Linked DNA regions of Homo sapiens: region 2 is linked to region 1. The links are chromatin loops, found by intact Hi-C in ENCODE. Cell type or tissue: ascending aorta. All regions are shown on one strand. Each heading gives the region's core, and the rest is flanking DNA. Links, peaks and the distances in the headings are about the cores only.

Region 1 (12,489 bases), core at 2,377-10,376:
ACATCTAAATGCTTAATGAATTTCATTTAATGATTTCTGAGAAAAGGCAACAGCAGGTATTTTTCATTTTTACCACACTATTCTTCATTCCTGAAAGGTAGATGGTGGCATTTGGTGAGTGTGCCTTGGGCAGCAAAGGAAGGAAGAAATCTGAAAACGGGACACTTTAAGGCCAGCTAGCTCTAGTGCAACTCCTCACTTCTACAAATGAAGAGCCTAGAGCCCAGAGATGCCAAGTGACTTGCCCAAAGACACACAACAAATTCGTTACAGAAAAAAAGAGAGGAAGCAGGTGAGAAATCAAGGGCTGCCCGCATTTGAAACCATAATGACTTCTGTTTTGTTCTACTGCATGTTAGTTCAGGCCCTTGTGGGAGAAGGAAGAATCAGAAGACCTGAATTCAGGTCCGGAATGCCAGTTAGTAGCTGCATGACCTTGAAGCTATCCCTGAGCCTCAGTTCTCTCATTAGCAAACAAGAATAATGAGGATATAGCTTCATAAGTCTGTCAATGAATTAAATGAGGTAATATATGTGAGATGGCTCAAGACAGTGTCTGATACATGGTGAGCACTTAATAAATATCGACAATGATAACAATGATGGCATTGATAGCATACAGAAAAATTAGAACTGAGTGGGTCAAAAACAAACCAGGCAGTAGGCCCAGGCAGAGGTGGGCAAGGGTGGCAATGCTTGTAACTGTAGAACTGCAGCCAGGCATGCTACAGTGGGATGGAATACTGCATGTGTGGCATGGAGTTTGGGGGAGGGTGCTGGGTTAAGGAAGTGTTAAAAAGTCACTTGGGTGGCTTGCTTCTCCTCTTTTGAGTCTCTGTTCCCTATGCAGTCAAAGGACTTGCATGAGATTCATTTGTGAACTGCTGACCGTGCCCTTGCTTCGTGCTGGGCACTAGGCTAGGTGTGGTATACAGTTGGTGTCCTGGTTCTCCTTCAGTGTTTGGCAGAACAGTCTTGACTGTGCTCACCACATGGAGACACTGTGAGGACTAGTGCTGTGATGCTTGCAGAAATTGGGAGGATTGGCAATTTAAATTATAATTACAAGTTTAACTGTAAATTCAAATTGTGTTCTAAAAGGAACACCACCACCACCACAAGAAAAAATATTATTCTGCCATAAGAGACACCTAACCATACTTATTAGAAAGAACAGAGAGTATGTGAATGGACCAAGTGCTGATGTGTGAAAAGTACTTAAGAACAACTCTAATTACCTTTGCTTTCTGGGGGTATCAAATGGTGCCCCCTTGGGAAGAGGAGCAGTGAAGTAGAAAAGAGGTTACAGATGCTATTAGAGGAGGTGGCAAGATGCCCAAGATGAATTTCACCTTCTTCACTTGCTTGTTCAGGGCCATGTCAGCCTCAGTGAAGTATATATTATTTTCCAATTTCACAACCCATCATTCTTCTGTTTTTCTTTTCCTTTCTAGCTTTCCATTTTTCTGTGTTCAGTAAAACCCTCTGGCACTTGCTGTCATGGGAACATTGGCTGTTAGTCAAATCCTTCTTCCCTTCAGGGAAACAAAAGCAAATCAATATATGATATTAAACAACCTAGAAGACCCTAGTGATTTAACACATCTTATAAATGTCAGCCATCCCTGTAGCTGAAGATGGTCTCGCTCTTCACATCTGTCATTTCCTCTCTCTTCTCTCAGCTGCCTCTTGATGTCTCCCTTGGACAGGGTTGGATTGGCAAGGACAAAATAAGCTTGGAAGAAAGAATAAGAGGGAGAGTGGTCTTCATCACTAAAGGCATTCAAAGAAAAGCCTAATGAGCTTCCTGTGTGGGACAGTGGGTCATTCAGGGTTCTTTAATTGTAAGTGACAGAAAACCTATCTCAAGTAGGTAAAAAAAGAAAGTTTAATGGCTTAGACCATTTAAAGTCAAAGGATAGGCTGGTTTCAGGAATGATTTGATGCCAGTAGGAACCACTTTATTTCTTTCCATCTCTTGGTCCTACTGTTTTTTTGTTTGTTTGTTTAAGCTTGCTTTTAGGCTCCAAGATGAGAGCAGAAACTCAAGACCTACTATCTTTTCAGCTTCATACCCAGCAGGGAAGAGCATCTGCCTCCTCTCTAGCATTCTCAGCAAAAGGCAATTTCTTTTATTATCTCTGCCTGAGACATGTGTCCATCCCTGAACCAATCGCTGTCAAGAGGGGATAGGATAGTCTGATTGGTTTAGGCCTCACTTCAATGATTTATACCTGAAATTAGGGGTGGAACTCTCCCCAAAGCCTATTGGCTGAAAGCGGTAGACAATATGGTTTTTAGGGGAAACATCAAGGTATATGACTCAGTAGAATAGGAAATGGGTGGAGGACATCTCAAGTCATAGATAGCTGTGACCTGTTCTGCTGCTTTGTAGGACCTGTGTTCAGGCAGATTATCTAGAAAGGGCCAGGTTATATTCTGTGTATATGACTTAGGGTTGCAAACCACTGAAGTTATTTGTCATTGATAAGAGCTAGGATGCTGTTATCTTAGAACCTGGTGATCAAGTGGAGGCCCAGAGATGGGGAAGCCTTGTCCAAGCTCACCCAGCACGTGAGTGGCAGAGCTGGAATGAGAATAAAGCCTGCTGGTTCTCAGCCTGGATTTTTCTCCTCTATTCTGGGTGGCTCTGTCCATCTCCCCAGTCAGCTCCCAGAAGGGCTGTTCACCTAGCTGAGTCTTACTGCAATGGGGACTGCTGCTTGTTTGTCAAGCAGGGCATTAATGGTAACACTGGATCCATAACAAGAGTGTGAAATCATTGCAATCAATGGTAGCCTTTTAGTACCTGCTGATTGAAAGGCAGGGGAAGTGAAGAAAGGAAAAGGTGGGGAGAGAAGTGACATTATTTCAGGGAGAGAAGAATAGGTATTTCTTTTTTTCTTCTTATCTGTTTACTCCTTCTCTCTACCCCACTCAGGGACAGCCTTATGGAGTGTAGAAAGAGGCAGTATAGGACAGAGAAATGGACACTGGCTTGGAGTCCAGAGACCTAGGCCTTATCTCTGCTGTGCTCTGTGACTTGGTAATTCTGGCCCTCCTCTCTGAGCCTGTTTCCCCATTTAATAAAATGAGGCAGCTGGATGACAGAGCTCATCAATTACTGTGTATTGTCTCATTCTATTTGGAGTGGTTGCTAATGTGAACAGCACATGGCTCTTTTTTTGTCATTGTTATATCCCATAGAACCTGGGACCAGGGCTCACAGAATACAACTGCAGAGGGTGCTACCTCCTCTTGGAGGTGGGCAATGTGGCAACTTACGAGCCCCTAGCACTTGGTAGGTACTCAATAAATATTTGTAGAATGAACGGATGTGAGCAGATGTCACATAGGACCCCATGAGAATTGTTCCACCCTTATAATGTCACTTCTTTAGGTCTTGAAAGCCCTTTCTACTTAAATCTTCTTTTAAAATGCAAACCATTTCAGGGTCGTTTGGATTTTAAATTTTAAATAAATGACATCTTTTGATTGAAAGAAAGCATGGGGTCCAGATTAGTGATGTGGAGTGAGGGAGACTGTGGAGAATATGTAGAAGGAGGGAAGAAATGACTGAGCAGAAGATTCTCAAGGCCAAAAGCTTGGATATGGTATGAAAGTTGCATTCCTGAACAATTAAAGAAAATGATGAAATCTTTCAAGCATCCAAAATGAACTGACAATATAGTACACACTTAAAATTTACCAAGTTTGAGAAATAAAATATTGCACATAAAAATGACTCTTGTGTGGCTTTCCCCATCTTTCTCCATTCCCAGAGCTAACTGTGATCTTCCCCAAATGCTTTTACATTTATTACATATATATGCATGTATAAACCAAATATAAAATTTACATATTGTATAGCTTTATGGAAATGGAGTCATACTGTATCTTTTTGCAATTTACCTTTTTCTTTTAATATTGTTTTTGACATGCATCCATGTTGAAACATACATTTCTAGTTGATTCATTTTAAAATGTGGTAATTCCTTGAATGACAATAATTTGCAGTTACTTTTAATTTTCTTGTTGATGGATGTTGAGGTTGTTTCTGAGTTTTTGCTATAACCAACATGCTGTGATAAACTTCCACGTAAGTACTGCTACATGTGCATCAGGTTTTCTGGTGCATATACCTAAGAATGAGATTGCTAGGACATGGTATAGTCACATCTTCAAAGTTATTAAATGTTGAGACAAGTTTCTAATGGGTTGCTACCAATTTGTACCCCATAAGGCAGTGTGTGAGAGCTCATTCTCCAGTGATGTTGGCCAGTCCTGTGAAACACACAGTCTCACTTCTTCATGCCATGACCAAGGCCTGGACTACTATTCAAACGCCAACAGTCTTCTCGACACATATTATTTATAAGGAGGAAAGGTGGAAGGAACAATTTTAGGGGACATTTAATTTGAGTTAGATACAAATATATACTTTTAAAAGGTAGTACTATGTAGGCTTTATAATCTGATGGGTTTTAATCCTGGCTCTGTCATTTCCGTTGTTTCCTAGTTGTATAGCTTTACACATGGTAGTTTGCCTCTCTGTGCCTCAGTTTTTCTATGTCAAATAAAAAAAAATAGTGTTCACCTCATGGGTTATTTGAAGGATCAGATGAGCCACTACTTGTGACTCACTCAGCACAGTATATGGCCTAGTCGATAGTAAGTGGTCAGTATGTGATAGCTATTAACATTATTATAGGTCATGTTTCCCAGGCATTACCATCTTTTTTTGCTTGAGGATTCCTTTCTCAGCTGAGAAGCTCATGTTAAAAAATTTTTTTTTTCTATGCTGAACAAACTGCATGAACTAAGCAGCATTTAATTCTTTATTTCATTTTTAGCTATCAAAGCCATCTGGGACTGCTAACCAGCTTCTGACTAGCAGAAGGAACAGTGCTGATACACGGAGTTGATGTAATTTCAACCCAAAACAAGGAAACTTGGTTTTTAGTTAGCCAGAGTGGCTTCATCACATGTAAATGTGTGGCTTTCATCAGGTTTTTAGAAATATTGTTTCTAACTATTGACTACCCATCATAGACTCTAGACTGTGACTGCTGATCTAGCCCTACCTCTTTTTTCCCAGATGGGAAAATGGAGACCCAAAGAAAAGCAGGACATTTCTAATGGTTCCTTCATGGAGACAGTTACTCACTTAGTGGCCAGGTCTGGTCTGGTTCACATACATGACAAATTAGAAGAGGGGTATCTGGTTATCTATTGCTCCATAATAAATGTCCCCAAATTTCAGTGACTCAAAGCCGCAATTTATCTTCTTTCATGTTTCTGTGGGTTGATTGGGCTCAGCTAGGTGGATCTCCTGTGGGCTTGCTGGTGAGGTTGCAGTCAGATGGTGGCTGGGATGCAGTCACCTGAAGGCTCCACTGGGCTGGGCATCCAAGATGGTTGCCTCCCATGACTGACAGTTGAAGCTGGCAGTTGCCAAGAGTGCCTCCACAGGGTCTCTCCGTGTGGTTGTGCATGTCACAGCATGTTGGCTGGCTTCTCAGAGGGAGCATCGCAAAATTGAGTGGTCCAAAAAAGGAAGCAGAAGCCACCTGACTGGTTGAGGGTTGATTCCAGAACTGAAACCACTTCTACCATATTCTTCTGGTCCTTGTAGTCACAGGCCCACCAAGATTCTAGGAGATCAAGTAGATGTCACTTGCTGATGGGTGGGTGGGGATTGGGGGGGCAAAATCACATTGCAGAAGACCGCATGGGATGGGGAAAGTTTTAACTGTCTTTGGAAAAGGGAGAAAAACTTCTGTCATGACATCTTTATTTTCCCCTCCTCCAAAGAACTTGCAAACATCTGTGGTAACCTGCTGAGTGATATAAATGAAATTGTGGCTTTTCTTCCCCAACTCTGTCAGCCCTGGGGGCAGGAGGGAGATGCATTCCAGTTGAAATAATCATGGAAAATGTGAAAAATCTTTCACTGTCTGGCAGAACAGGAATATTAAATATTTTTTAAAAATACCTTCTTGGAACAACCATGCTCATACTCATAAGAATGGAATTATTTTTAAACTTGTTTTAGAAAATGTTCATAATAAAACATCCTGTACTTGAATTATTAAAAACAATGTTGAGTAAAGAATTGCTTAATTTAGTAAATAATTCTAAAGGAAGTCGTTATTTTCTCCAAAGTTGAATTTGCTAAAAGCACTCCAAGAATTTTATTACAAGCACGACTGCATAATGTAATTGTGTAATTAGTAATACATCTGACACTGTTGGAAAGATTTAGTTTTACTTAGGGCAGGAACAAAATGTAGTTCTTATTTTTTAAGACTGCATGAGGGACACTGTCTTGTTTTGCTGGTGGAGATTTTTTGTTTGTCTTAAAAATATATTGTATGATTGAGGTAATAGAGAAGATAACCAACATTTATTAATATTGGATCTGTGGATAGAATATGTAGTTTGAAGTTAGACTGACCTGACCTAGGTTTAATCCTGGTACTACCTCTTGCTACCTGTATTTTTTTTTCCCAAAGATCTCATTTTCTTTATTTATAATAGGAATAATAATGTCTATTTCATGAGACTGTCTTAACTCTTAAATGAGATAATGTACAAAGATTGTGCTAAGTACATAGGAGGTACAGATGGAGTATCCTTACTTCAAAAATCTGAAATCTGAAATGCTCCAAAATTCAAAACTTACGGAATTCTGACATGATGCTCAAAGGATATGTTCACAGGAGCATTTTCAGATTAGGGAAACTGGTAAGTATAATGTGAACATTTCAAAATTAAAAAAATCCAAAATTTGCAATGCTCCTGGTCTTAAGCATTTCAGACAAAATAAACTCAACCTGTACTAGGTTAGGTTCCTTTGTCATTCCCATCTGTTTCTGTTTGAGCACTTGATTTTGTGAGTGGTTGGTTACGATGGTCAGTTTAAGTTCCATTTCAGTTGTGTTTGTTGGACACAGGCAAGGGTTGGTGAGTAAGCTCGACTGTCAATTTTTTCACCGAGATACACCAAAGAAAGTGCCTGTTCAATACATCGACAACCTATGTGCTTACAATGCCTTGAAATAACAGTTATAAGCTACATTTTACATCGATGAACTTTTCTTGTATTATTTGGTTTGGAGGTACAAATGTTGATTTAGAGGTTAGGAAGCTATTGCTGTAATGTGAGGGGTGGTGACTTCTGCATGACTGACAAGCTGTGTTTTGTCTGAGTTTTAGATTATATTCCCAGTGTAGTAGGCAGAATTCTAAAATGACCTCCCATGACCCTCACCCTTGTAAAACCTCCTTCCCTTGAATGTAGGCAAAACTTGTGATTATCACAGGCTGTCACTCCCAGGGTTATGTTATGGCATACAGCAATTGTGTAGCTGTTATAAAGGGTAGTAACTGGTTGACTTTGAGTTAATCAAATGGTTGGGCCTCACCTAACTACATATCGGCCCTTTACATCTGAGACTAGAGGTTAAAGATGGGAAAAGTGAGAGATTCAAAGCATGGGGAGGATTCAATGTGAGAAGATTCTCCATTGCTGGCTTTTAGAGATGGAGGGGGCCACATGGAAAGGCCGGAGAGTGCCTCTAGGAGTTAAGAGTGACCCCTGGCTGATAGCCAGCATGAAACAGAGCCCTTAGTCCTATAACCCCAAGAAATGGAATTCTGCGTACAACCATGAGAGCTTGAAAGGGGATCCTTGAGCTGTAGAAAGGATGGCAGCCCAACACCTTAATTTAAGCCTTTTGGGACCAAACAGCAGAGGGCTCAGCCATCTTATGCCTAGACTTCTGATCTACAGAAACTAGGAAAAAATAGTTTTACCGTACTGTTTTAAGCCACTAAGTCTGTGGTAATTTGTTACACAACAATAGAAAACTAATTTGCCCAGTAATTCTCATTGTGAGATCTTAAGTCGAATTGTTTTCTTTCCATCATTGTCAGTTTCCTTGCCTTCAAGTAAGAGGATTTTCTAGTCTAGAACACTGGTACTCATAATAATTATGTATTAAAATCACTTAGATTGTGAGGGGAAGCTTTAAATGTAGATTCCAGACCTTTCTCCTGATGTCCTGAATCAGACAATCTGGGAGCAAGGCTGGGGGCTGCATTGTTGACTGGTTTCCTAGGTGATTCTGATGTTTGTGGGGCTGGATCCCACTGGGCAGGACATCTGCCTATACCCTGGAATAAGAATATACAGTCTCTTCTAGCACTGACAGGTAAAGTTGGCAGGGAAGTCCTTTTTTTTTTTTTGTTACAGTCGGAGTTACAGCCAAGTATATGCAGTGCTCGCTAGGTGTAAGGCATCTCATGAGGACTGTCTACCTTCTCTTGTTAAATCCTTGTGATGAACTATAATGACCTGTAAGGTAGGCACAATTATTAGCCAGTCTTCACTGTAGCTTGAGGAGACAGGGCCAAATTTACACAATGCATAAGGGGTAGAACTGGAATTTGAACCCTGATCTTTGTCATTCCCAGTTGGGGGCTCTTAACCACTAAGTACTCCTGTGCTGTGAAATGGAGTGTCCATTCATTTCTGTATCTGTAGTGCTAAACACACTGTCTGGCACGTGATAGATGAATAATAAACACATTTTGCTTATTAAATTCTCTGGAACTCCATTGCGCCACCCAGTGCAGGGCAGTTTTTGTGACAATGGAGAGGGAGGAGGAGGACCTGGCCAGGACCTTCACTATGTAAGGGCTCCCTGCCCACTGCTGCCTCTCTGTGTCAATTCTGCCTCGTTTTCTTTCTCTACAGTTGTCTCTTTATGTCGGATGAGCTAACAGCAGCCACTCCCATACTGTCGGATCCTGCTTCCCTTGCCATAGCTGATTAACCCAGGGTAAGACACTGGGAATTGGAAACTTGGAGTGGAAAGACTCTGATCATAGTGGTCTCTGGAGCCAAATCCCATTCCATGGCAATGTTCTGGTAAGAAGGCCCACACAGCCTTCCCTGCTGCCTAGACCCCTGGAGCCAGCCCACCTCCTTTCTTGAACATTCCAGCATCTTTCCATTAAGTTCCTTTTGTGGCTTAGGAGGTTCTCTTTGTGACAAAGAACCTCTGCGAATGGAGGAGTAGAGACTTGCTGAGCTGGAGGGCATCTGAAATGCCATCTTCTGCTTTGTGTCGTCTGGCTGGGCGAGACAGGGCACTCTCTGCTTGATGCGACTCCTTCAGACCCTTCACACTGGCCCAGTTTTCTCTACTCATTCATGCTCTTCCCCACTTCCACTACCTCTCCAAAATGGACTCAGCTTAGAGGATGCCGTACAAGCCCCACCTCCTCCATGTGAAAGGCTTAAAAGAGCCGTGCCATAAATATTTAAGATATCTTTCCTCTCTGCTTCATTCCCTGACATTTTCTCCACCTTTAATTTTCACTAGTTACAACACAGGACATTCTTAGGGTAAGAAAAATCTATTTTCTGTATGAATTGTCGCAAATTCCAACTTAGTGGTATCATAATAGCTAATATTTTTGTGCTAACTCTTAAAAGCCAGGTTTACTAATGTAAGTTACGTGCTTCATGAAGTTAGATGTGCTTAATATGATTTTCTCAAAAAATTCATTGAGGTGTCATCACTATTATTCCTTGTTTCATAGATGAGGAAATTGAGAGGTTGAAAAGTTCTAAATGAATAAAATTATATTCCAGAGCTGTCTGTGTCCAAACAGTGATAGCAAGATCAAATTGTAAAGCATCTCTATTTCCTTTTTCTGCCACCATCTCCATGCCATTTATTTTGGATATTGGAAAAACAGAAAGACAGTGCTGAACATTTCAGGGTAATGTGAGTGGTAAAAGAAAGTTGGACACCAAAGGAGGTCATGTAACTGGTGAGGGTGAAGAATTCAGGAAGACTTTCCTGAGAGGTATGGCAGATTATATTTTCTAAAGAAGGCTGCAAAAATATTTTCCATCCCACATGTTTTTTCTACAATCTTAACACTCCTACATGAAGAGGTAGGGTCTGTGTCCCCTCCCCTTGAACATGGGTGCATCTTTGTGATTGCCTGGACAGACAGAGTACAGAGGAAGGGACATAATGTGACTTCTGAGGCTAAGTCATAAAAATGCCATGTTCTTTTATTTTATTGAGAAGCTCCCTCTTGCAACTCAGTCACCATGCTGTTTAGAAGCCCAAACAACTGATTAAGAGGAACTGAAACCAATATCCCTGGCTGAGTTCCCAGCCAAGAGGTAGCACCATTTTTTTTAAGCAGTGTAAGTGAGTGATCTTGAAACTAGATCCTCTAGTCTTCAGATGAACTACCCCAGCTGATGCCATATATAGCAGAAGTAAGCCATTCCCCTAGGTCCTGCCTAAATTACAGATTCATGAGCAAAATAAATGATGGTTGTTTTAGGCCATCAAGTTTGAGGTGCTTTATTAAACAGCAATAGATTAATGATACAAAAGAGGCTTTGAAAGATGGGCATCTTTCCAAGCAAGGTTCAGAGGGCCATATGCTGCTTATTGACAGCTAGTAGAAGTAGTAATAAAAATAAATGTTATTATAATAATGATACCACTCTTAGTAACTGTAGTGGTAGTTAAGTTTCACTAAGTTCTTTTTTGTGCTATGCTCACACTAAGTGGTTCATACTTTACCTTATTTAATTCTAATAATGACTCTAGGTAGGTACTATTACCCTCATTTTACAGATGAGGAAACTGGGGCTTAGAGAATTTAACTTCTCTTTATAGCCACCCGGATTCTAACAAACTCACTTTCGTAGTATTCCCAGGCTTGAACATTTCCTTCCTGATTGCCCAAACTCTACCAGATGATTCATTCTTTCATCCAGGCAGGGCTCATCTAGCCCTTTCATGGAAAGGAATGCTTTTAATCAGATTCACACTAAAATGAGGATGACTGGAAGGTAGACAGATGCATTTTTTTCACCTGTCTATTTGCATTTTCAAGGTGGATATTTGTTAATCAAATTGAAAGCTCTTGTGTAGTGCATTTCTGTAGCACTATCTGGAGGCAGAGGACCTCTTCCTAGCACTTGCCAAATGATTTTGTGCCTTAGACAAAGGCCAAAAATCCATCCTGACATGGTCCTGGCAGCTCACACCTGTTCCTCTTTTGGCAGTTTGGAAAGTGGGCTGCTATATGTCATCCCCTCTAATCTCTGCCCCAAACTGAGTTGTGCTATCACCCTTATGTTACCTTTGAGGAATCCACAGCTCAGGCAAATTCATAGCATGCCCAGGATCACACAGAAGAACCACGATCAAACGTGGGTCTTCTAACTTCAAAAGCTGGGTCCAGTCTGCAACATGACATGCTGTATCTCCCACTCTATGTGAATGATTCAGGAAGGTGGATGATAAGAGACAGCAGCCGGCAGAAGGAAAGCAGTGATCTGAACACCTAACGGGAATCCTAAACAGTGGAGAAAGGAGAGCAAACATTAAAAACTCATGGATAGAAAAAAAGAGGAAAAGAAAACCATTTGGAAGTGTTCATTGAGTTGATGCACTGGATAATTTAATAAGCTGTCTGTTCTGATCCGTCTTGCTTCCCTGCTTTTAGCAGGGTGCCATATGAAAGCTCCTACATGGTAATTATAGTGGATGATCTTTTCCCCTGTCTGGGATCTTTATGGTGTGATTTGGATAGCTCAGCTGCTAAGCTGTTTTTCTTGGGAGGCAGAGTGTGGGGCATGTGTGAAAATATGTGTGAGAGCTTGTGTGTGTGTTGCGGGGGTAAGGGACAGTGGCTGGGATTGGCCCTTAGAATCTCTTTTCCATTGTGGCAACATTTTTTTCTGCTGCTTCTTGGGATCTTGGTGCCAGGGTAACTTTCCTGCCTTCTACCTGATCACATCTTTCTCGGACTATGGCCTCAGGACTCAAATCCCTGCCAAATGTCAATAAATTCATCAGATTAATGAATCCTTTCCTAGCTAATATGGTTCTCAGTTAATTAATCAACAAATAATTATTAAAAGCTTGTAAATGCCAGGCCCTGAGAATGTCCATGCTCTCATGAACATAGGTTTTAGTGGAGGAGATTGTGGGAAGCAAGAACACAAGTAAGTATGAATTCCAGACACTGATAAGTGATAAGAATAATATGATGGCATGTTTTTTTGTTTGGGTGATCAGGGGACTAAGTGATGTCTAAGGGCCCTGAAATCCAATCTGGACCTAAATCTAATCTAACCTGCCTCTAATCTGATCTAAAGGAAGGAGAAAGAAAGGAAATCTTGTCAAAGAACTCACTTAGGAGAACTCTTTTCCAATTTGGCTTCCTGTGTATTGATGAGGCAGGCTGTCCTGTTACTTGGCATGCTAACTACCAACTATTTCTTCCTTTGATTTCAAAGATCTCATTTCAGGATAATGATGACCGTGGTGATGACTGTTAATAAACCCAATGTTTAAAATTCTATGGAGAAAAAAATTTAAAACATACAATTGGGAATTGCTCTCAAGAGATTTGCTTTGATCCTTTCAAATGGGGTGC
Region 2 (12,489 bases), core at 2,451-10,450, 54 kb before region 1:
TGATAGCCTTGTTCTAACAGGAAGTCCCTTCCCGGGGAATTTAGGAGCTGAGCTCCAGAGCTGGGGAAGATGTTAGGATCAGTTCTAGTCTATGTGGTAAAGGGCCCCAGGGCTCATGGAACTGGGGAGGTGTCAGCTCCCATTCGGGTCCAGGCAGTACCTTGCCGAGGCTCCAGCCTGGCTTCTGATTGCCTGTACCCAGAAGCCAGAATGCTGTTACAGCCCCATCAGTCAGCCTGCAATTAGTGAAATGGAGGCACACATGCTGGTTTGCAGATTGTGGGTGGGAGGACAGGATGTGGTGGGAAATAGCTCTCACCAACTCAAGGGGCGGGGGTGGCATTTGTCTGTGTTCCCTGGTGATTTGGCAATAGAGGCTGCCGGGCACTCACATGGGGTTGGCAGCCTTTGCAACCCTCTTGGGGCCTTGGGCTCTTTCCTTCTTTCTGGTTACAGGTGGGGACATTAGCCCCTTGTGTTGGTAAGGCCAGAGCCAGGACAATCAGGCACACGCTGGGCATGGGGCACAGGGCTAAGGACAGGTGTGAAAGGAGAAAGGCCTGGCTGTGCAGGGCTGAGGACAGGGGTGAGAGGGGCAAGGCCTGGCTGTGCAGGGCTGAGGATAGGTGTGAGAGGAGTAAGACGTGGCCATGGGTGTGGGGTGAGGGACCAGGAGCTGCCAGGGTGAGGGGAAGCTCAGGCTGGGGTGCCGGAGCTCACCCCAGGGAAGCAGTCTTTGTAGGTGCCTATGGTATACATGCATGCATGGAAGTATTCAACAGATATAAACAACCTAAAGAGTTCTCATGGAGGTCCAGGTTTCTGACTTCTCTTCCCTGTCTGAACTGAAGGTTCAGCCACACAGTTTATATTTCTACAAGGCAGCATCCAAGCTAGGCTGTGCAGTGGCTTCCCTCTTTGGATGGGGCACCTGCTTTCCGGTTTGATACAGTCTCCACTACTCCCCTTCATCATCCAGCCCGTGAGTCCAGTGCCAGTGACCATTTGTCCACCTACACTGGGCCAGTTTCCTTCTTTTGAGTTTGTGGCCTTTGGCAGGGATATGCTGTGCTCAGGACCTGGCTGTCAACTCAGGGCAGTCAGGAGGCTCTGGAGGAGTGACTTCAAGCTGACACAGGGATGCCCAGCTCATCCTATGAAGAGTGTTTCAGGCAGAGGGTATAGCAAGTGCAAAGCTCCCGAGGCAGGAATTCCTGGAATGGAGTCCCCTGGGCTCTTGGAATTCCTGGAATGGAGTGCTTAAGACAGACTACACATTGAGAAGTGGAGAGAGCAACTTTCATTACAAGTTAGAAAGATATCCCAGCCAGGAGAGGGAAGAGGCTTCTGGACAGTGCAACAGACGGGAGGGCTCTCCAGGGTAAATGGGATGGTGGGGGGCTAAGCTTCCCAAGGCTTTTCTGCCCAGAGAATCTACAATCTACAGAGGCTGATCTGGATTCTCAGGAATGTCCACACATGTTTCTGATCATTAGGAAATTTGTGTGCTCCCCTTTTGAGGGAGCTCTCAGTAGACTGTCCTCACTCAGCAGAGTCTGAGGCTCTTTTCCCAGTTCTAGTCCATGCAGAGGTCTGTCTCCTTGGCTGGGACTTGATATTAGGGTCAGGGCCTGCTGCCCCTCAGCCTTGGGTCTCAGAGGGACGCTCCTGCACAGCTGACTGTTCTGCAGACTGACAGCCCCCAGGAGCCTGCCCATAGCGTGAGAGAGCAGATTTAGGGTTGCGAGTGGTGATGGGGGAGACCAAATGCCTGTGAAGAGCTGCCTTTTGCATTCCCTTTTAGGCTCTCCAAAGAGAGAGAGAAGGCTGCTCAGCTAAGCTCTCTATGTGGCTCCCTCTCCCAGGCCCCAAAGAGGCAACTGGACTCAGTCCTGCTGGCCCAAGAGCCAGCCTGGACACAAAGGGCAGGAGCCCAGCAAGGGAGCAGAATCCTGAGCGGGCAGGGGCTGAGCTGCAGGAGGACTAACTCCCCACGTGGGGCCATACTGAGCTTTGGGAGCATCTTGAAGTCTCAGAGAACACAAAGGCCTTTCTGTTCTGTTTTAAATACAATGGATTTTTCTCTAATTGTGGAAATAATGCATATGTATTTAATAGAAAATGTAGACAAGAACACAGAGAAAAATTAATACTTCCTGTAATTTCACCACCAAGGTTATACTAGGAACCTTTTACTGTCTATACTTCTGGGAGTTTAATCAGCAGAGGGGCACTCACAGCGGGGTGACACTGACAGTGGGGGCTGTAGGAGGTGAGGGGTACCCTAGAGTCAGAAGACCTGAGTTCAAAACCTCTTTCTGATACTCGTTGGTTTCACAGCCTTAAGTGAATGACTTGGTTTCCTTGTGCCGCAGTTTCCTGATCTGCAAAATGAGGATAATGGCATTGTCCCTCATGGGGCTCTCTAGAGAGTTAGGGCAGTGAGTGGATTCTGCTCAGCACCTCGTAAACAGTCAATACATCTTAGCCAGTATGTGTATGTCTATATAAATATACATCCATTTAAAAAATACAAGATGAGGAAGATACTGACCACACTTATTTTTGCACTTAGCTTTTATCCTTGGTATGAATTTTATGCCACATGTAAGAAGAGGCAGGTTAGTTCTTTATACCAAATATTTTCTGATTGTATGCACCTACTCTGTCTCATTGGTGGGCTCTCCATGTTCACCCTTTGAGTTTCCCTAGAACTGGCTTGGAAATAGTGCAAGTCTTGTCTTGGCCCCTTGGTGTGTGTCATGATGTGGAGTCATTGCCATATGTGCAAAGTCCCTTGAAGTTGGGCATGCTGCAGTTTCTGTGCCAGGCTTGCCAAGAGAATCTTTGCCAAGATGGGGAGAGGGGGCTGGGACTTAGGGTGGAATGCCCTGGGACACACTGCCACCATTCCCCTGAGGACCGTCATCAGGCTGTGGCGCAGAGGGGATTGGGTGGTAAGAGAGGCAAGGGGATAGTCCCGCAAATCTTTCTCCTGCCCTCTCTTCTCTCACCTCAGTCTCTCCCCATCAATAGTTTCTCCCTATCCTCTGCAAATTGCCCCAGTGAATTTAGAATTTGGAACAAAAACCCAGAGAGCAGGTTTCCCTGCAATACGTATCTCCCCTGAGACCAGTGAGCACAGTCACATATAGGAGAGAAGAAAACTCAGAGAGAACAAAATACAACAGCTCCCATTTTTCCTGATTCTTCTACATAGTAAAAATAAACACCAACTAATATCTCAACTTATTATTATATAGTGACATTACACAGTGACTATATTTAAATGTCATTAAGAAATCTTTTACTGGGCAACCTTTATTAGCTGCAAGAGATTCCAATGTGTCAATTATTTCCCATTTTCCCAAAACTACATATATAACTGTAATGAACATCCTGATACCTAAATTGTGGATGGATCTCTGATGTTTTCTTAGAATTTTTAGAATTGACCTCACTGAGTCAAAGGCTCTGGCTTGTGTTTAAGGCATTTGGTCTTTTTTGTCCTCCAGACTGCTGTGCAAACACCAAGTCAATCAGCAATCTACAAGGTCCTAAGTTCTTCTCACGAATAGGAGAGAACTTCTTATCAGGCATGAGGGACTTTGTCAGACTTGGCTTTGGGGCACGAGTGGCCTTCTATTTGCAACATGTCCTGATAACTTTGTGGAATCCAGCGGGGAAGCTCCCATGGTTACTTTGCACCAGGCAGAACATGCATCCTTCCTTGGCTGGCTTCCCCAGCAATAGGGGAGTAAACGTGGAGATCACCTTACCTGGCCCTACAGATGAGGCACAGAGACACTTTAGGTCTTAGGAAGTGATGCTGCTTGCACAGCCCTGGGGTAGCTTTCTGGTTGGGCGAGAGGGTCTTGAAGAATGTGGGCATATGCACAGGACCACACACACCACAGGCCATCTGGTGAAGCTGGCGGATGGGGAGTGACAGGCACTGAAGTGGCAAAGGCCTCTCGGACTTTGTATCAGTGCCAAAGGAGGAAAGGTCTTGCAAGAGGCAGAAGTGGGCAGAGATTGAGTTGGTCAGAGGGAGAGAAGTCGGGAAGGCAGAGACAAGAGGGAGGGGTTCATGTTGTTTATTATCAGCAAGTCTCATGCCACAGCGGGCATCTCTCAAGAGGCTCCCTTGTGTTCACTCTCAGTGGGTCCTGGCAGAAGGCTGCAGTGGCTGTGTTATGGGCAGAGAAAGGGTCATAGGATAAAGCCTTGGAGTTCTGATGGCCTTTGGGGCATTTAGGGGAGGGGGAGACTCTCCCAACGACAGATACTCTCTTCCTTATTCCTAGAATGAAGTGGCTTTTTCCCTTCCAAAATTTTTTCCCTGCAGCTGCTTTCAAATGCCCATTTGCAAACTGGTGTAGGTCTGTGATGGAATTTCATTTGTGGCAAGCTGAGAAAAAAAAAGAACTGCAAAGTGAATTTTTAATGAGGCTGGATTTATTTAATTTTAAACACTGTCCTTTATTCTAAAGGAATGATCTTCCTTTTGGTGCTAAAATGCTCTTTCTTTTATGAAATGACTATTAAAATAAATGACATTTTCTTTTACTCTCCTCACTTGGCAATTGAAAAAGCTGGAAGTTTTATGTGGATACCTGAATATGCATATCCCACCCCCACTCTCTGCTTTGTGTTTGTGTGTAAGTTCATCTAGTCAAAGAGAATCTAAAAATTTGGGTTCTACTGGGTGAAGTCCTCTCAAGGGTAAGCCCAGCTGATAGCTCTAGTTCTCATCATATTGGCCCTTATCCAACAAAGTCTTCATTTCACAAACATTAAGAGCCCACTGTGTGGCAGGCCTCATACTAGGGGCTGTGGTGGTGGGTTTGTCTGGTGGTGGAATGAGCCCTACCTGGCTAAGCTACCCATGGCCTTGACCCTCCTGTGGTCTACTGAAAATACCAGCCCCTCACCAAGATATCCATGCCAACTCACTGGAACCTGTGAATGTTACCTTATTTTGCAAAAGTTGTGATTAAGTTAAGGATCCCAAGAGAAGCAGCTTATCTTGGATTGTCTGAATGGACTCTAAATACAATCACAGTGTCCTTATAAGAGAGGCAGAGGAAATTTTGAGACAGACACACAGAAGAGGAGAAGGTGTTGTGAAAACAGAGACAGGGATGCAGCCCTAAGCCAAGGAATGCTGGCAGCCACCAGAATCTGGAAGAGGCAAAGAACAGAGCCCCCTACAAGAGTCTCTGGCGGGAGTGCACGCCTGCTAATACCTTGATCTTGGACTTCTGGCCTCCAAAACTGTGAGAAAATAAATTTCTGTTGTTTTCAGCCATCAACTTTGTGATATTTTGTTATAGCCACCACAAGAAACTAATATACCTCTCATCAAGTCAACAAGAGGGGCAAAACAGGGTGAATTATTGGGGCCTAGATGTCCTGAAGGGGTCAGGTTGGACTGCATTGCTTATCAATACAAATCCTGTCTAATAACTTTTAGCTGGCCCTCCCTTGCTTGGAATCTGCCAAATCTTTTTTACCAATATCTGGACTGGATCTTAGAGGCCTGGCCTCCCACCCATCCTGCTTACAACTAGTGACATCAGAATGTCAGCTGTAAAATTTCCTCCAAAATGCAAAGTGTGGGCCATGTTTATTTTATTTCTCTAAAACAAACTTAATCTGCTGCAAGATTTCATCGTTATGGATGGTGGGAAAATAAATTTCTGTCATTCCTGGGCTCTTTCTTATTCCATAGCATGGGAAAATGTCCTGAGGTCTTGTGCACTTGGTGGGCAGCCTGGACTTTGTGTCCACACAAGTCATTCCTTGCCCAAATCTATGTGACCTCGTTGCAGGTGGCTTTGTGCCTTCTGTGCCAAGCTGGCCCATGGAGTCATGCATGGTGTCAGGGCACAGCCTCTCCAGATGTGCCACAACCTCCCCTTTGATGTCCTAGCACTTCCTAGGGCTCTGCAAGGAGCAGGATATACCCACAGACTACAGTCATTCATCCACTTAGCCCTTGAAGACATTTCTTTTGCTTCTTCCTCTGACTCTTTCTGCTTCTTAAACTCCCAAACTCACATCTCTCCTTCCCTCTCTGTAGCAATCCAGAGGAATCTCCCTGTTTTATGGACTGAATTTTGTCTCCTCCACATTCCTACATTGAAGCCCTAATCCCCCAAGGTGACTGTATTTGAAGATAGGGCATTTAAGGAGATCATTAAGGGTAAATGAGGTTATGGTGAGACCCTAATCTAATAGGATCAGTGTCTTTGTAGAATAGGAAAAGTACCAAAGGTCTCTCTCACCCATGCACAGAGGAAAGTTCATGTGAGGACACAGTGAGAAGAAGGCTCTCTACAAGCCAGGAAGAGAGGCCTTACCAGAAACAAGCCCCGGTGGCACGTTGATCTTGAACTTCTAGCCTCCAGAAGTGAGAAAATGAATTTCTGTTGTTTAAGGCACCTAGTCTGTGGTATTTTATCGTGGCAGCCTGAGAAGACTAAGGCAGCCCCTCAGTGAGGTTAGGTTTTTCCAAAACAGCAGCCCAGTGGGGAGTTGCTCTTCTGATGGTCTTGCTGCTCTTTCGATTTGTCCAGAAACACCTGAGCCCCTGAGGAAAGGGAGCATGCTGCAAGGACCTCTACGGTGATGTTCAGGGAGAGGGATGCACCTGCAGCCTCTCCATAGCATGAAGGGCAAAACATCAATACACAGTGAGTTCATCATTCTGCCATCTTAGCCCTGGTTCTGTTTGCAAACACAGATAGCCCACGTCTGCCTCTGCCTGCCCACTGTCTAACTTGCTGCTTTATGCTCCTTTAATTAAGGGCAGAGTCCTCAGGGTTTCCCGTGTCAAATGGAGCTCTCCAAGTTCTGATGTGAGTGGGGAGAAGAGACACCATTGATGACAAAACCCCAGAGGTGAGAAGGAAGGAAGGATGGACTTTTACTGTCACTGTTTCCCGAAATACATTTCACAGGGTAATAGTACATTTAAAAAAAGAGTGTACGGTATAAGATTTGGGAACTCATTGGTTGAATTAAATTAAGCTTTTTAAATCTCAAGGGGAAGCTCACATATGCAGTCTTTACCAACAAATGGGACCACTGAACTGCTTTTCCACTGAGCATCTTGCAGGATCAGTGCTTGGTGGAAGCCATTTTGGAAACTGCTGATATTCACTGGAGAACTATAAAATATAAGACCTAGAAAGGGACCACTGAGATCATGTAGGCTCAAGCCCTCAGGTTTAAACTCGGGGAAATGGAGGGTCAGGAAGGTCCAGGGCCCAGGACTTGCCAAGGTCATCTGGTTGAACTGGGGCTAGAACCAGGTCTCTTGATTTTCAGCCTGGAATTCTTGCTTCTACACCCCTACTGTTTCTTATGCCGATTAACATGGCAATCCACTGGAAAATGCTAGCTCTGGAGGGACTCAGCCAGGCATCCGGCTTTAACCTGACTCTGACTCATGGGCAATGGCTGCCTGGTGGTGCTTGATTTTGATAGTGAGAGGGCTTGGAGTATACTCAGAATCTTACCCACTTTTTTAAAAAGAAAAAAATATTTTGCATTTGATAAATCAAATCCAAATCTATTTTATCCAGCACATTTCCTGCTAAATTGGAGGCCTCAGAAAAATTTAATCCTGTGTTTCTGATTCATCTTTATTTGAATTCATCTATTTTAAGTTTCAAAGTTATTTTCCTGGCCCCAGCCCTCTGAGCTTTCCTCTAATCTCTCTTCCCTCAGAAACAAGCCATTTTATTTGGATAGATGGAAAGGTTTCCTATCCCTGACCATCATGCCTCTCCCAAGTCCCTTGGAAAAAAAATAAAAAGCCCAAAACAACTCTGGAAATTCTTAAGGACCTTTCAAAATGGAGAGTGCATGTCAGAGGGCTGCAGAGAATGAGAAGAGTGTTCAGGAGAGGAGAATGGAAACAATTAATCGCTCAAAATATGAGGCCTAGGAAGATCTAGAATGATTCATCCTGAAAGATGGCCAAAGAGTGTTTTAACAATTCTGGCAAAAGAACTATTGCTTCCAAGCCTGGGGACCAGTTCCTCCAAGAAGAGAACAGGAAGAAAGAGTGTGAAGCTGCAACATGCAGGAATTAGGTTAGATGTCAGGACAGAGTTCTTGACTGAGACGGTCACTGTGAAGGATTTACAGAAAGGCCCATGGGGTGGTGCTTTGCAGGCAGAGGCTCTACATCTGGCCCTGTTACTTTGAAGGTATGCAACCTTGAGCGAGATACTGACCTTGAGACTCTGTGTCTCTGTCTGAAAAAGTGGAGATGATATACTCACCTCACAGCATTGTCACATGGATTGGATAATTCGTGTCGCATTCTTGGCCCACATGAGCAGCTCAAAACTGGTGGTGCTTAATATGATATTATGATGGTGATCCTGATGGTTATGGCAAGTGATCAAAAAGCATTGGTTCCCATTCCCTTACCCTTACAATCTTGCTGAGGGTGAAGCCCTATGGTTGTAAATGGTGGATAACCAAGGGAGGGGCCATGGCTACCTGGGATGCTTAAAAGAGCTACACTCCTCAGAAACTCCTGGGCACAGACTCTACTTTTCTCCCTCCTAGGGGAAGATGTAGCTTCATTGAGGCTGCAATTGTTTCAAGAACCAGGAGAGTCTAACATCTAGAAATATCCCCTCACAGGGGATTATTAAATACACAGACTATTGGGTAAATCCTTCCTGAATGGTAAGGTGGGCTTGGGTACAAAAGGACTCTACTACTGTAGTCTCTGCTTAGCTGCAGTTTCAATTACCAGTGGTCAACCACAGGCTGAAAATAGAGAGTACAGTATAACAAGATATTTTGAGAGAGTTACCACATTCACACAACTGTTTTACATCATATTGTCATGATTGTTGTAGTTTATTAGTAGCTATTGTTAATCTCTTACTATGTCGAATTTATAAATTCAGCTTTATCATAGGTATGTATGTGTAGAAAAAAACACAGTAAAATATAGGATTTGGTACTATCCACAGTTTTAGACATCCACCGGGGGTCTTGGAATATATTCGTTGCAGGTAAGGGAGGACCACTGCACAGCCAACACTGAACCTTGGAGATAGGGGAGACCATACCTGTGGTGAAGGAAGTCATGGGCAGCTACTGGTTCCCTACTAGGAGACTTGGGGAACATTTGAAAGGTGCTGCCTTGGTTTTTGCCCTGCAAAGGCCACTTTTCTCTGCCTTATGTTTCTGATTTATTTTAGCAAGTAGATGGAAAATGTTAGTAGGTGCTCATGTGTAGTGTCTCTTCCTGCCAATACACAATCCACCTGAAAAATACTGTTCCAATTAGCTACAGAGGGCAGTGTAAGGCAAAGGTTAAAGTGAGCTCTTAAGTGGTAGAGACTGAGTTAGAGAAGGGTGAGATGAGAGGACGCCAGAGTAATCATGGGAAGCTTCCCAAAGGAGTGGGGTTGGTCTGAGTCTCGTAAGGAGAGAGAGCTCTTGGAGAGGCAGAGGTGATGGCGAAGGGCCATTCGGGTGGGGAGACAGCCTGGATCAAGGTTCAAAACTAGGAATGAAAATGGTCAGAAATGAGCATGCAGGTGCCATTTAGGAGAGGAGTGAGAAATGAGGCTAAGTTGCGGACAGCTTATTGAGTTTTTGAAAGTCATGCCCACATGGCATTTGAACTTGGTATCTTAGGCAATGGGGAACTACAGGAGGTTTGAGAAGGGCATGATATGATAAAAATGAGCTATTGGGCAAGACTATATATGGCAAGCTGAATATTTAAGTGCTGTAGCTTCATGGAGTAGAAAATCTACCAAGCCTAGTGAAGAAAATTGGGGGAAAAATTCAATTATAAAAATAATCTATATTCATGATTTAACATTTAGAAAATACAGGAAAGTATAAGAAGAAAAAAATTACCCTTAGTCCTACTACTCGTAGATATTTTTAAGAACTTGGTATAGATTTTCTTTTTCTTATTTATTTTCTTTTACTTAGTTTTTACATATACATATGTAATATGCCTATGTAAATTATATATATTTAACTTTATATATTTAAAAAATATAAGTGCTTTTGCATTATCATGAACTCTTTATAAATATAATATCCAATGTCACATGATATATTACATATATATATATTATTTTTCTTTTCGAGACAGAGTCTCACTCTGTCGCCCAGGCTGGAGTGCAGTGGTACCATCTTGGCTCACTGCAACCTCCGCTTCCCTGGTTCAAGCGATTCTCCTGCTTCAGCCTCCCAAGTAGTTGGGATTACAAGTATGCGCCAACATGCCCAGCTAGTTTTTGTATTTTTAGTAGAGATGGGGTTTCACCATGTTGGCCAGGCTGGTCTCGAACTCCTGGCCTCAAGTATCCACCTGCCTTGGTCTCCCAAAGTGCTGGGATTACAGGCATAAGCCACTGTGCATGGCCATGATATTCTATTGTAAGATACACTAAATCATTCCCTGGTTGATAGATATTTATTTTGTTTAAAAATTTCTGTTTATAATAAACATGATTTGCTAAACATGGCATGTGTGTGTATCTGCATTTAATTTTATTTGTTTTGAAATACTATAAAGTAGAAATATTGCATCAAAGCGTATGAATAAATTAAGGAATTAAATATTTCTAAAAATATTGAAAAATTGCTTTCCAAAAGGGTGGTACCATTTTATATGTCTATGAACAATGTTTGATCATGCTTGTTTAACTACTCCTTACCTGCACTGTGTATTTTAAATTTTAAAAAATATTCACTAAAATTAAAGGCATATTTTAGTTTTCATCTCTTGTAAAGTTGAATATTTTTCCATGTTTGTATGTGATTTAAACTTCTTTAATGAATTGCTAATATATTTTGGCCAATTATTTATATTACAATTATGAAATTTTCTTATTATTGAATGAAATCCTTTTATAATAGTATTTTTAATAGCTATATTTTTCTGATTGTAAGATTTCTCTTTGGAAAAATCAGAAAATGAAGTTGCATTTTAAAAGAGAAAGTCAGTATCAGCCATTATCCAATCACCCATAACCCTTGTTGATATGGTGGTGAATATTCTTTTCTTTCTTTTTTTTTTTTTTCCAAGAGCTGGGGTCTCACTATGTTTCCCAGGCTGGTCTCGAACTCCTGAGTGCAAGCCATCCTCCTGCCTTGGCCTCCCAAAGTGTTGGAATTACAGGTGTGAGCCACCATGCCTGGCCAGGTGGTGAATTTTCTTCAAATACATGCATGTAAATAGGGACATATGTCAAAAAAGAGAAAAATGGGGCCGGGCGCGGTGGCTCACGCCTGTAATCCCAGCACTTTGGGAGGCTGAGGCGGGCGGATAACGAGGTCAGGAGATCGAGACCATCCTGGCTAACACGGTGAAACCCCGTCTCTACTAAAAATACAAAAAAAATTAGCCGGGCATGGTAGCGGGCGCCTGTAGTCCCAGCTACTCGGGAGGCTGAGGCAGGAGAATGGCGTGAACCCGGGAGGCGGAGCTTGCAGTGAGCCAAGACAGCGCCACTGCAGTCCAGCCTGGGCGAAAGAGCGAGACTCCGTCTCAAAAAAAAAAAAAAAAAAAAAAAAAGAGAAAAATGGGGCCCCTATTTTCAAACTATTTTGTAACTGCTTTGTTTCATGTAGTAGATTGTGAACATCTTTTCCATACCAATGAATGTTATATAAACCTATATTATCATCTTTACTATGTGGCTAGTATTTCATCGTATAGGTAGATATACCTAGTTTATCAATTCACGTATTAACTGATGTGTTGAAATGTTTCCATTTTTTCTATTGTAAACGTATCTACAGTGAATATATTGTTGTTGTAACTATATTCCATTGTCTTTCTATTTCCTAAAGAAAACTTCTGAGAAGTAGAAATGCTGGGCCATGGAGTGAACACATTTAATGTTTTGGCATGTATCACCAAACTGCTCTCTGTGAAGTGCGAAGAATCCTCACTTCTGTCCACCACAGTTTTTTTTTTACCTGCATTATATATGTTCTTTTTTTTTTTTTTTGCAAATTTGTCAATGTGATAAGTGAAAAATAAGTTTTATATTTTGATTTACATTTATTTCATTATTGGAGAGATTGATAGGCTTTTAACTTACCAATTACCTGTACCTATTTTGTATTTCCTTGTCCCTATATGATCCAATTTTCCCTTGGGGATGTTTATACTGAGATATTTATCTTTTTTTTTGTATGTTTTTATTTTCAAATATAGCAGTAGTGACTAAACTTTGTATAGCAGAGTTCAAGTTATAGATGGATTTTCTATATATCATCTTAATTATACAGCAGCTTTTTAAATTATTATTATACTTTAAGTTTTAGGGTACATATGCACAACGTGCAGGTTTGTTACATATGTATACATGTGCCATGTTGGTGTGCTGCACCCATTAACTCGTCATTTAACATTAGGTATATCTCCTAATGCTATCCTTCCCGCCTCCCCCCACCCCACAATAGGCCCGGTGTGTGATG

The links. Hi-C counts contacts between places; a loop is a spot of excess contacts. Peaks named below come from ENCODE experiments on the same cell type or tissue, not always from the same donor. Only the 100,000 strongest peaks of a DNase experiment are listed, where the experiment ranks them.
Region 2: it touches region 1 in a loop (3-fold over the local background); 5 of 110 quality-filtered maps call a loop at or near these places.

The regions. Positions count from the first base shown.
Region 1 is chr5:153,894,633-153,907,121 of GRCh38, reverse strand. It overlaps LINC01861 (long intergenic non-protein coding RNA 1861), which reads left to right and starts at 8,135. Exons shown (of 4, transcript NR_146729.1): 1 at 8,135-8,216; 2 at 8,762-8,935; 3 at 11,337-11,581. In ascending aorta, for the core only: no CTCF peak of the experiment used is centred there; a DNase peak (open chromatin) is centred at 5,891; H3K27ac peaks cover 7,244 bases.
Region 2 is chr5:153,948,561-153,961,049 of GRCh38, reverse strand. LOC107986464 (a long non-coding RNA gene) reads left to right here. Exons shown (of 3, transcript XR_001742937.1): 2 at 6,582-6,698; 3 at 6,813-7,195. Among named protein-coding and RNA genes, the nearest start is that of LINC01861, 56 kb to the right of the region's middle. RefSeq lists enhancers at 485-1,091, 1,092-1,698, 1,699-2,306. In ascending aorta, for the core only: no CTCF peak of the experiment used is centred there; a DNase peak (open chromatin) is centred at 7,429; H3K27ac peaks cover 2,442 bases.